Linked DNA regions of Homo sapiens: region 1 is linked to region 2. Evidence: read pairs that join two places in POLR2A ChIA-PET (ENCODE). Cell type or tissue: A673. All regions are shown on one strand. Each heading gives the region's core, and the rest is flanking DNA. Links, peaks and the distances in the headings are about the cores only.

Region 1 (4,991 bases), core at 331-4,330, 440 kb before region 2:
TGTGTTATTGACCTGGCCTAGGAAATAGCTTTGTTCCTTTCCTTGGAGGGGATAAATCCACATGTGATAGATTATATGCCTTCAGAAATAATTACCTTACAGAGCACTATAATCTCCAATGTATAAGTTCATTGATAGGAGAAAAAATTCCGCCTTCTCAAGGTTATTTTATTTCTTACTGTATTGTGGGGTGAACGCTATTGCCCATTTCTCAATGGTGGGTTGGACTTGACTAGATTATAGAACAGAAAGTTTCTGAACAAACAGTGATAGTAGCTGACTTAATATTGCCTGCCATTTAGTAATTACTTAGTAGTTTCTAAGTGTAAAATGGCAAGAGTTACCATAAGTTGCACAATGTATTTAATATCTTGAGACATTATATCCATGGCCAGGCATTAAACCCAACTTTCTTCAAACCGATATGGAAAGAGAAAGGGGTGAAGTATAATAAAAATGTCTTTCTGTCTTGCCTTTAAAGACTTAACACATTAAGGGTTTTCCATAAGTCCACAATACTCAAACATGGTAAAATCTCTTTTAGGATTCATTATATCATCTCAGTCTTCATTTATTGGCAAGTTTTACTTAAAAGTATGTGTGCCCTTGATATTTCCTAATCAAGAAATAAATTTTGGTGATTTTAATCTAGCAATCTAATTTCCTATTGTTACCAGCAGTAACACCTCTTATCACATAAATATTGAGTGAATTCAGGGGAAAATTAGTGAAACATTCTAAAATCCTTGGAAGTTGCTCAAAACAGAGATGTATGTATTATCACTTGTAGAACTAAAACTATCTAGATACCATTTTGACACTAGTGACCAGAAGTTTCTAGGAGAAGCTCTTTGAGGTATATACATTCCTTCCTCCCTCCTTTACTTAAACAATTATCAGGTATCTTTTAAGAAACTACGTAATTTCAGGATTGGGCTAGATTACTTAGATTGGCTGGAAAGGCAGGTGAGACCAGCTGTGAACTTCAATAAATTTACAACTTTGTCCTGGACATAAGGTATAAACACAGCTAATGTGTGTTACGAATCTAACCAAGCCATGATTGACAAATATGGTCTAAACAAAGAGTAAGTAAACTAAAACCCATGGTCCAAATCCGGCCTGCTCTTGTTTGTATGAATATAGTCTTATTGGAACACAGCCACCTCATTTGTTTACTTATTGTCTATGGTTGCTTTTGCACTACACCACAGAGTTGAGTAGTTGCAGCAAAAACCACACGGCTTACAAAGCCTAAAATATTTACTATTGTGCCCTTTACAAAAAAGGCATGCTGACCTCTGGTCTAGACTTCACTGATGAAGGCAGCCTAAAGTTAAAGGTAAAAATGACAATTGCTGGTGACTTCCACATGGCTTTACATTAGGGTGTCAAGGAGACTGGATTTCCATCTTACTGCTATCACTTACTAGATGCAAGCCTTCGAGCAAATTTGACTTAGTTTATTTTAGCTTTGAAACACATGGCAATTAAAAAAAAAAACATGTAAGTATGTGTTTTGAGAGAACTCAATGAGAGTATTTGCTACACCAAAATAGGAATCAACATTTGTGACTATAACCATCAACAAACTATATGTCGTGGACAGGTCATATGAGCAGGGGATGAGGCTGAGGGCAGAAGTTACAATTGTTTAGAAAGCTATAGTAGATATTTGGGGATTTTAGTGTAAAAACAGCTTATGAGTGAACTAGTTAACTGGTAATCTTTTTCTCTTTCTCCTTCCTTCCTTCCTTCCTTCCTTCCTTCCTTCCTTCCTTCCTTCCTTCCTTCCTTCCTTCCTTCCTTCCTCCCTTTCATGGAGTCTGGCTCTGTCACCCAGGCTGGAGTACAGTGGTGCAATCTCAGCTCAATGAAACCTTGGCCTCCTGGGTTCGAGCGATTCTCCCTGCCTCAGCCTCTGGAGTAGCTGAGATTACAGGCGCCTGCCACCATGCCTGGCTAATTTTTGTATTTTTAGTAAAGACAGGGTTTTGCCAAGTTGGTCAGGCTGCTCTCGAACTCCTAAACTCAGGTGATCCGCCCACCTCAGCCTCCCAAAGTGTTGGGATTACAGGCGTGAGCCACTGGGCCTGGCAGAGAATCTTTTTCATGCAGAAAAATATTTCACACATATTCTAACAATTAAATATCAGTAGTTAAAAAAATCAGTAGGTAAGACAAATTCAGGAGGGAAAAGTTATTGTTCTGATAAAAACTAAATTATACCCACTATCCCTTTGAAGAAGGAAATTCCCTCTAATTTCATATTCCCCTCCTCCTTTGATTTGAAGATTCTGTTAAAAACGTTTCTAACAGCTATAGTGTATGACCCTAGAAACACATCATTTATCTAGGGAATAACATTCATTTTAATATCATTTCACCCAGGAAGCAAGTCTTAAACCCATATTTTCTGATCCACTTAGTTGATAATATTCTTCCAAAAAAATTTCTGGCTGGCAAAAGAAAGATAATTTAATTTAAAGAGATTAGATATATTGCTTGAAATGCAAGTCCCCCAGAATTTGACAGCAGAACAAGACCAGCGAACAGAAAACTCATCTTGCTGCCTTGCTAATACTGGCATCAGGGAATTTATAAGTTGGGCCGTCAGTATTTGCTCCATGGAGTAATGTCAATGTCATTGATTCTTAAAAGCTGACATTCATTAAAAGTACCCAATGTGGATATGTAGAAGGATTTTTGACAAATCAGCCAAGTGTCACCATTCTGTAAAGGATTATAGAATGATGCTTTGCGGCTTTGAGCTCTTTCTTTAAACTGAATGGATCTTGTCTTCATATAGCATGTGAAAGATTGGGTTTCATTGCCATTCCAAATGGGCTGATTTTGCTTTTTTCTTTTCCCATCAAAAGTTGGGGGAACTTGGGAAACAGGGGAGGGATAACTTTTACTATTTATTTACTATGAGCCAGGTGTGTAAGTTCATTCCATCTATCCATTTATCAAAATATTACATACATGTGTATCTACCTGTGCATGTAGATACACATGTATGTAATATTTTGAGTGTGATTGTTATATGAGTTAGGTGTTATAATTTATCCCCATTTTACAGATAAAGAAACTGAGGCTGAAAGAGGTCCAGTCATTTGCCCAAGTAGTAGAACATCAGTGAAGAGGAAGTCTATAAACACTTGGTAGAAGATTTGTCAGTGACAGAACAGTGTCATACACTATTAAATTGGTCAAGCTGCTCTTCCCACTTCCACCTTGGAAGGAGAATGAGAAATCCATTCATGCCTGTTGGCTCTTCCAACTTCATCCTCTCCTCAAAAGCCTTGGGCGGAAATACCATAGCAGTATTTATTATTTTGAAAGCAAGCACACGCCTGCCCCTGCCCCCAGTTGTGTTGTTAGATTGGAAACAGTGCCGCCTGTGGCTCTCTGTACCCTCCCCTCTCATTACAGCTCATCCTTGGAACACAATCATTTTCTGTGTTATCCAAAGGTGTCATTACAGGGTGCCTGCTATATAGTTAGTGCAGTGTCAGCATATTCGGTGTGGAACTCCCCCCACTCCTACCCCCGATCCTCCTAACCTGGAGGACATAACTAGGCCGTAAGAATTCCTTTGGGGCTACTCTACTGGGTAGAGACATAGTTATGTCTGGGGGAACTGTTTCTAGTGACTTATTGTCTATAGCTTTAGGTCAAATTTGAATAAATTCTCCCTTCAATTCCAGAGAAACAATAAACCCACAATTTGTGATGGAAAAGTCAAGTGGATTTGTGTAAAGGCTTTGAGGAGGTCAAGAAGAAGACAGGCCATAAAATGAAAAACTAGAATTAAAACTGTTTTATTTAAATTGGAATTTTTAAAATATCAGCCTGATACTAAAGATTAAATAAAATCAGCCTAAGTACCTTAGCTACAAACAGTCATCAAGTGCCAACTGCATGCTGGGAGCTCCTGGGAGATGCAGATGCTGAGAATCCTCGAAGGGCTCCAAAGTCCTCTGGAAAGGTCGATTTACCAAGGGTGTTGGACACAAGTGCAGAACCCATTGGCACGCCCCCTGTGCAATACACAGCCTCAGGAAAGTTGTAGATTAAAGAAATACTCAGGACAGGGGTGGGATTCCTTGGAGAGAACTTCCTAGAGGGCAGCATTTCTCTGGGGGAATGCTGAAGGTTGAGATAACTGTGAAGGACAGTGAAGGTATCTTCAGGTTCTCTGAGCTCCTTGGCTACAAGAACTTTGTGTTAGTCACCTGGGGTACCTTCTATACCTCAAAAATAGATTGTCTTAATACATGTTTGTGAACTTCATGTGGATTGAATTGAGCCAAGCCCCAAGGATGGCATCTAGTAAATTATCAGCAGAATTCTGCAAGGAAGGAAAGGGGTTGTGGTAGGGGTAGGGAGAGATGGAAGATATGGAGTTTGTGTGTGTGTGTGTAGGGTAGGGTATATTAAAGGCAGTGGTTCATAAGGTGACATGAGGCTCATTAAGTAGATGGAACCACTTGAGGGAAGTGCCATAAAGAGCCCCAGGGAACTCACATGCTAGTTGGGGGCTCAGGATGAGCAGGGTCCCATGAGGGTTCCTAACTCTGTGGATTGGAGTCCTTCAGACGAGGTTGTGCTCCTTGTGAATCAAGGCAGGTGGCGGTGGGGTGTCTGTGAAGAAGAAAGGGCTTGGGGCAGTTGACTAAGAAAATTGCTATATGACCAAGGAAATATCATCTTAAAAGAGGGATCATTTTTCCAGCTGCTATGTGTGTTCAACGAGGCAGATGCTAACCGAAATAGCAAGAGTTACTAATAATAGCTAATATTGACTGAGCATGTATAGGTCAGGTGCTGTGCCCAGCACTTTACATGGATTAACTAAATGATCATGCTAAAAATATTTGTGAGGTGCCTACTGTGTGTATCAGGCATCATTTAAAATACTGGATATTCACCAGTGAACAAAAACCATAAAACTTCTACCCTTACAGAGCTCTTAAAGTTATACTTCA
Region 2 (4,991 bases), core at 432-4,431:
ATCTACAGCAGAGAGCAAAGACATGCCTTTTTTTTAGCTCCTCCCAGCCCAGGATACATGCTCCTTAGGGGACCCTTAGACTTAAGCTCTGCCTCTGAAGTGTGATTTACCCTGGAAATGATTCTAACGGAAAATAGTAGAAAACTGCTTTCCAGGAGAAGAATCAAAGGAGAGTATGTATTTACTTTGGGCGATTTTCCCATTGTACTGGTTATATTGCCAAGAAGTTAAAAATAGTGGTGATAAGCAGTCTCTGAATTGGTCCCTCCTGAGGTGGCAAGGGTCAACTGAAAGTAGGATCATTCCTCCGGGGCCCTGAGACCTATCCCCCTTGAACTCTGTTTTGAGAGCCCCTGGTGGAGCATCTGTGGGCTGCTGTCCTGGGATCTGCATATACTACCTGAGTTTCCCTCCTGTCTTATCAATTCCTCAGACTTGTTCTTGGCCTCTGTTAAGCCAACCGATTTTAGATGGCCTCATCCTTTAAATATGCTATTTATAACCACTAATTTATGTTTTCATGATACTTCATGTAGCAGCTGGCCTTTGTGCCACCGTAAGAAAGGAATAATGAAATACGTGGTATTTATATGGGTGGCTATAGTGTTTGTCATTTCGTATATGGATTGCTATTGTAGGAAGCATGAAAAATTGCAAAGGGTATTTTTTTCTCTTAAAGATAAGCTCCAGTGTATTAAATATTCATCTGCTGTGTAAGGACACTATACCATTTTTTTTTGTTTCTTCATCCTTATTTTCTCATGGAAATATATTCAGATGTCTACAATATATATTGTTCTCATAAAATGCTTCTCACTGCAACTGGTCCCCTGAGCAAGACTTAACATCTTCATCAACAGCTGTTACAAAATATGCTAATGTGCATGCCCTTCAGCCTATAGGGTCACATCTAAATAACACCACTGAAGCACACTTGAGAACTTGAACCCTGGCAAGCCTTGACTTTGAGCTGCAGGGTGAGATGTTGAGGATCGGTGTCCCAAAGAACCTTTGCCCTTTTAAAGGCATCGTTCCTCTCCCCAGCTGCCTCATTTTCAAAGGCAACGTTTTGTGTCTTGCATTTTATTGTTTGGCTGAGCTGAAGATACAGGGAGGACAGATGACCCAGGCCTCTCTGCTAAAGATGTAGCCAGTAAAGCTAAGATTCCCAATGGGGGCCACCTCCAGGAGCAGTGGAGGAAAGTGAGCGATGTGTCATAGGTTATGGGGAGACTGCCCCTCTGCTGGGAATTATTAGTCAAGTAGGGCTAGCAGCTCTGCAGAAGTCCAGAAGTGGAGTGGGTGGGGACCAGTGAGTGTTAATACCCCACATCTGAGCAGTGTATTCTCCTTTAATAAATTTACTTCCGGATCCCTGCAGAGGGGTGGTTCTTAGGGTGTGGGCCTGGATTAGCAGAATCAGCATCACCTGGGTTCTTATTTGAAATGCAAATACAGACCTACTGAACTCTGGGGGTGGGGCCAACAGTCTGGCTTAGCAGGCTCTCCAGGTCATTGTGACACATGCCAGGGCTGAGAACCATTGCCCCAGAAGCACTTAGGCCTCTCATTGGGCTCTCCTGTTCCTAGCAAGATCACAAGGATGGCATAGCCCACCCACCGTGTGCCCCTGGATGGGTGTAGGGCTGTGGAGGACACCGGAGAAGCAAGAACTTGATTTCTGCCCTGAAAGCCAAGTGTGCCAGCTGCCCGTGGGGCAGGTCTGGTGTAGTTTTGATGATCAGAGTGAGTATGAGCCAGCATGTCGCCAAGTCCTGGAGCCTGGAAAGAGGGCGGGCTTAAATCAGACAATAGCAAATTCAAATCCTGCCTTTGCTAGTGACCAGCTGAACAATCTGACCAAATTGTGTAACCTAAGTCTTACTGTCGTCACCTGTAAAGTAAGGCGGTAACATCTACCAGAAACGACTATTGTGAGGAATGGAAAGTATGGTATCTAGAGGGTGCCCAGTAAACATTTGTTTTTAAAACGAAGAGTGAGGATATGAAACTGTAAAAGGATGTGTCTGTGCACTATCCAGCCCCAATTACGCTTCCATTTGCTTTCATTCAAGGTTGATCCAAATGGCTCTGCTTTACCTAACTAAGCATTAACAACCACTTCTCTTTTGACTGCTAGTGCTGGTATTGGTATATTGATATAATCATGGCTGTATATTTGGAGCACTTACAATGTGCCAGGATTGTGCTGAAAAATACACATATATGCTCTTTTTATATTTTCATAATGGTTTTATGAGAGAAGTATGGCAGGCAAAATAGCGAAGTCCATACCCCAATCCCTAGAGCCTGGCAATCTGTTACCTTGCATGGAAAGCGACCTTGCACATGCGATTCAGTTAGGACCTTGAGTTGGGAGATGATCCTGGATTAACTAGGCGAGCTCAGTGTAATTACAGGTCCTTATAAGAGGCGGGCAGGAGAGTCAGAGTGAAAGAAGGAGATTTAATGACAAAAGCACAGGACACACAAACAGGAAGAGAAAGATTTGAAGACGCTACACTGCTGGCTTTGAAAGTGGAAGAAAGGGCAAAGAGAATGCAGGTGGCCTGCAGAAAGTAGAAAACGCAAGAAAACAGATTTCTCCCTACAGCTTTCAGAAGAAATACAAGCCTGCCAACTCCTTGATTTGAAGACTTCTGACTTTCAGAACAGTTAGTAGATTTGTGTTGATTTAAGCCACTGCATTTATGGTAATTGATCACTGCAGCCACAGGAAACCAATACAGGAAGTCTTATGACTCAACCCACTTGACAAATGAGGAAACTGGGGATCAGCAAGGCACAGCAGCTCACCTTGGGTCACACAGCTAGGAGGCAGTGCAGAAGTAAACACACCCACATCCAATTCTAGTACACACGCTTAGAACTATTATGATGGACACGGTGCCTCTGGGAGTAGGTGTCCTGCAGAGTGAGGACTGCCTTCTGGGGGTTCTTTTCAATTTTACCATCCTGATAGGGTCAACAGAAAGGTCCACCCTGGGATGCTGCCCAAGGAACATCATACTTCCTGATGAAATCCAATGAATTTTTCTTCCCAGGTGCCCTGTACCAGGAATGTGAGCTGTTTCTTTTTTTTCTGAGGCCGTTTGTAAGGAAGACAGTTGCTGGGGGGTTTGAAGGAAAAACAGGAAGTGGCTTCAGCATCCAATGCAAATCAATCAACTGCTGGAAGAAGGGCCAAGAAAAGAAAGCTTTTTTTTTTTTTTTTTCATGAAAATGGAAAAACGAAACCAAGCCACAGACAACAATAAAGAAACATCAAGGCTAGAAAGGCTGGAGAAGGCCTCAGCATGGACTAGCTCCCTGCTGAAGCCGTGGTGTTTACGTCCCGTGTGAGGAGGAGGCAGAGAGGGGGTACCACTCTTCCTCTCACTTAACAAGGTTATCCTCTGCTGCCACAGAAGAGGAACCTGCAGAAGAGGAGGCAGAGCTGGCCACCAAGAGAGAAGCTGTAGGCAGAGGATACCAGGCAGAGAGGTATCATCGGGACCCCAAAGAGCCAAGCTCCAGATTGAAAGTATTTTTTAGCATCAACGTCAAGCCAGGGCCTTAAAAGACGCCAGACTTTTTTTTTTTTTTTCCAAGCTGTGTACAGGGCTGTAAGAGTGCAAGGCCCAGAATGGCAAGGGTTAAGGCGAAGGGAGGCTGGATTCCCCATTCAGTTCCACAGATGCCTGGCGTCTGCAGGGGACTTGGCATATGCTAGGGGATCCCTGGGGCCAGTCAGAGGAGTCAGGCCAGCCCTGCCTTCAGGAGTGTTCTTATGCTCTGGCAGGGGGAATACAGCAAGTTCCCAAGCTCCTTTAAGGTGAGATCCAGCAGGATGGAGGCACAGGAAGGTACAAAGAGTGGTGTGGCTTGGAGGGAGAAAGAAATCACATCAACTGAGTGGATAGAAATGAGTAATAATTGAGAGGTCACTCCAAGGCAGGTTCCAAGCTAGAAATGATCAGATGAGTGATCTCATTTAGGCTGTCAGAGACTTTGGGAGGTAAGCATTACACCCATGCAGCTTGGGCTCAGAGAGGTTAAACAACTTGCCCAAACACAGCTAGCACCTGCTAGAACTAGGACTGAATCTCGGTGTTTTGATTTCAAGCCCAGCATACTGTCCACCAGACTGAGCAGACTCCTGGTGAGGGGAACCATAAAACGCTTCATGTATCATTTAATGACAAGGAAAGATGTTCAAGAGAAATAGCTAAGTAGATAAGGCAGGTTATGTGATCTAGCGCTCATTAAGACACACGTTTTTATTTATCCTAAAAATATCAAGATTAATATATAATACAAGGGCCAGGCACAGTGGCTCACACCTGTAATCCCAGCACTTTGGGAGGCCGAGGTGGGCAGATAACTTGAGCTCAGGAGTTCGGGAACAGCCTGGCTAACATGGCGAAACCCTGTCTCTACTAATTACAAAATTACTATTTTGTAATTTTGTAAAAATACAAAAATTAGTTGGGCATGGTGGTGCATACCTGTAGTCTCACCTAGTAGGGAGGGTGAGGCAAGAGAATCGCTTGAACCCAGAAGGTGGAGGTTGCAGTGAGCCAAGATCACGCCACGGCACTCCAGCCTGGACAACAGAGCAAGACTCCGTCTCAAAATACATACACACACACACACACACACGCACGCACGCACGCGCGTGTATATATGTGTATATATGTAATGATTTACATATATATGTATATGTATGTATATATGTGTATATATGTATGTTTTTAATATATATTATATATATACATTACAAGTTTTCTACAGGAAACAACACTCAGCATATTCCTAAATACTAGTAGAACTCTGGGCTTTTACAACTGTTTGGTGGAGTTTTGTCTGAGCAAGTTTCCAGATGTTTTATAGGTGCCTGAAAAGGTAGGTGAACATCAGGGGATATCCCCAAGAGCAAATATACAGAAGCAAGAAATGTTAGAACCATCTTTGCATCTGTGTGAATGTGC

What was found. ChIA-PET counts read pairs that join two places held together with the same protein. Peaks named below come from ENCODE experiments on the same cell type or tissue, not always from the same donor. Only the 100,000 strongest peaks of a DNase experiment are listed, where the experiment ranks them.
Region 1: POLR2A ChIA-PET joins it to region 2 with 11 read pairs; 1 of 35 experiments calls an interaction of 5 or more read pairs at or near these places.

The regions. Positions count from the first base shown.
Region 1 is chr15:61,604,061-61,609,051 of GRCh38, reverse strand. The region is part of intron 2 of LOC107984782 (a long non-coding RNA gene); the gene reads left to right. LOC101928850 (a long non-coding RNA gene) reads right to left here. Exons shown (of 2, transcript NR_187928.1): 2 at 3,811-4,647. Among named protein-coding and RNA genes, the nearest start is that of LINC02349, 120 kb to the left of the region's middle. In A673, for the core only: no CTCF peak of the experiment used is centred there; a DNase peak (open chromatin) is centred at 1,861; H3K27ac peaks cover 993 bases.
Region 2 is chr15:61,167,889-61,172,879 of GRCh38, reverse strand. All of the region lies in intron 1 of RORA (RAR related orphan receptor A), which reads left to right. Among named protein-coding and RNA genes, the nearest start is that of RORA, 59 kb to the left of the region's middle. In A673, for the core only: a CTCF peak has its summit at 2,839; a DNase peak (open chromatin) is centred at 2,759; H3K27ac peaks cover 3,368 bases.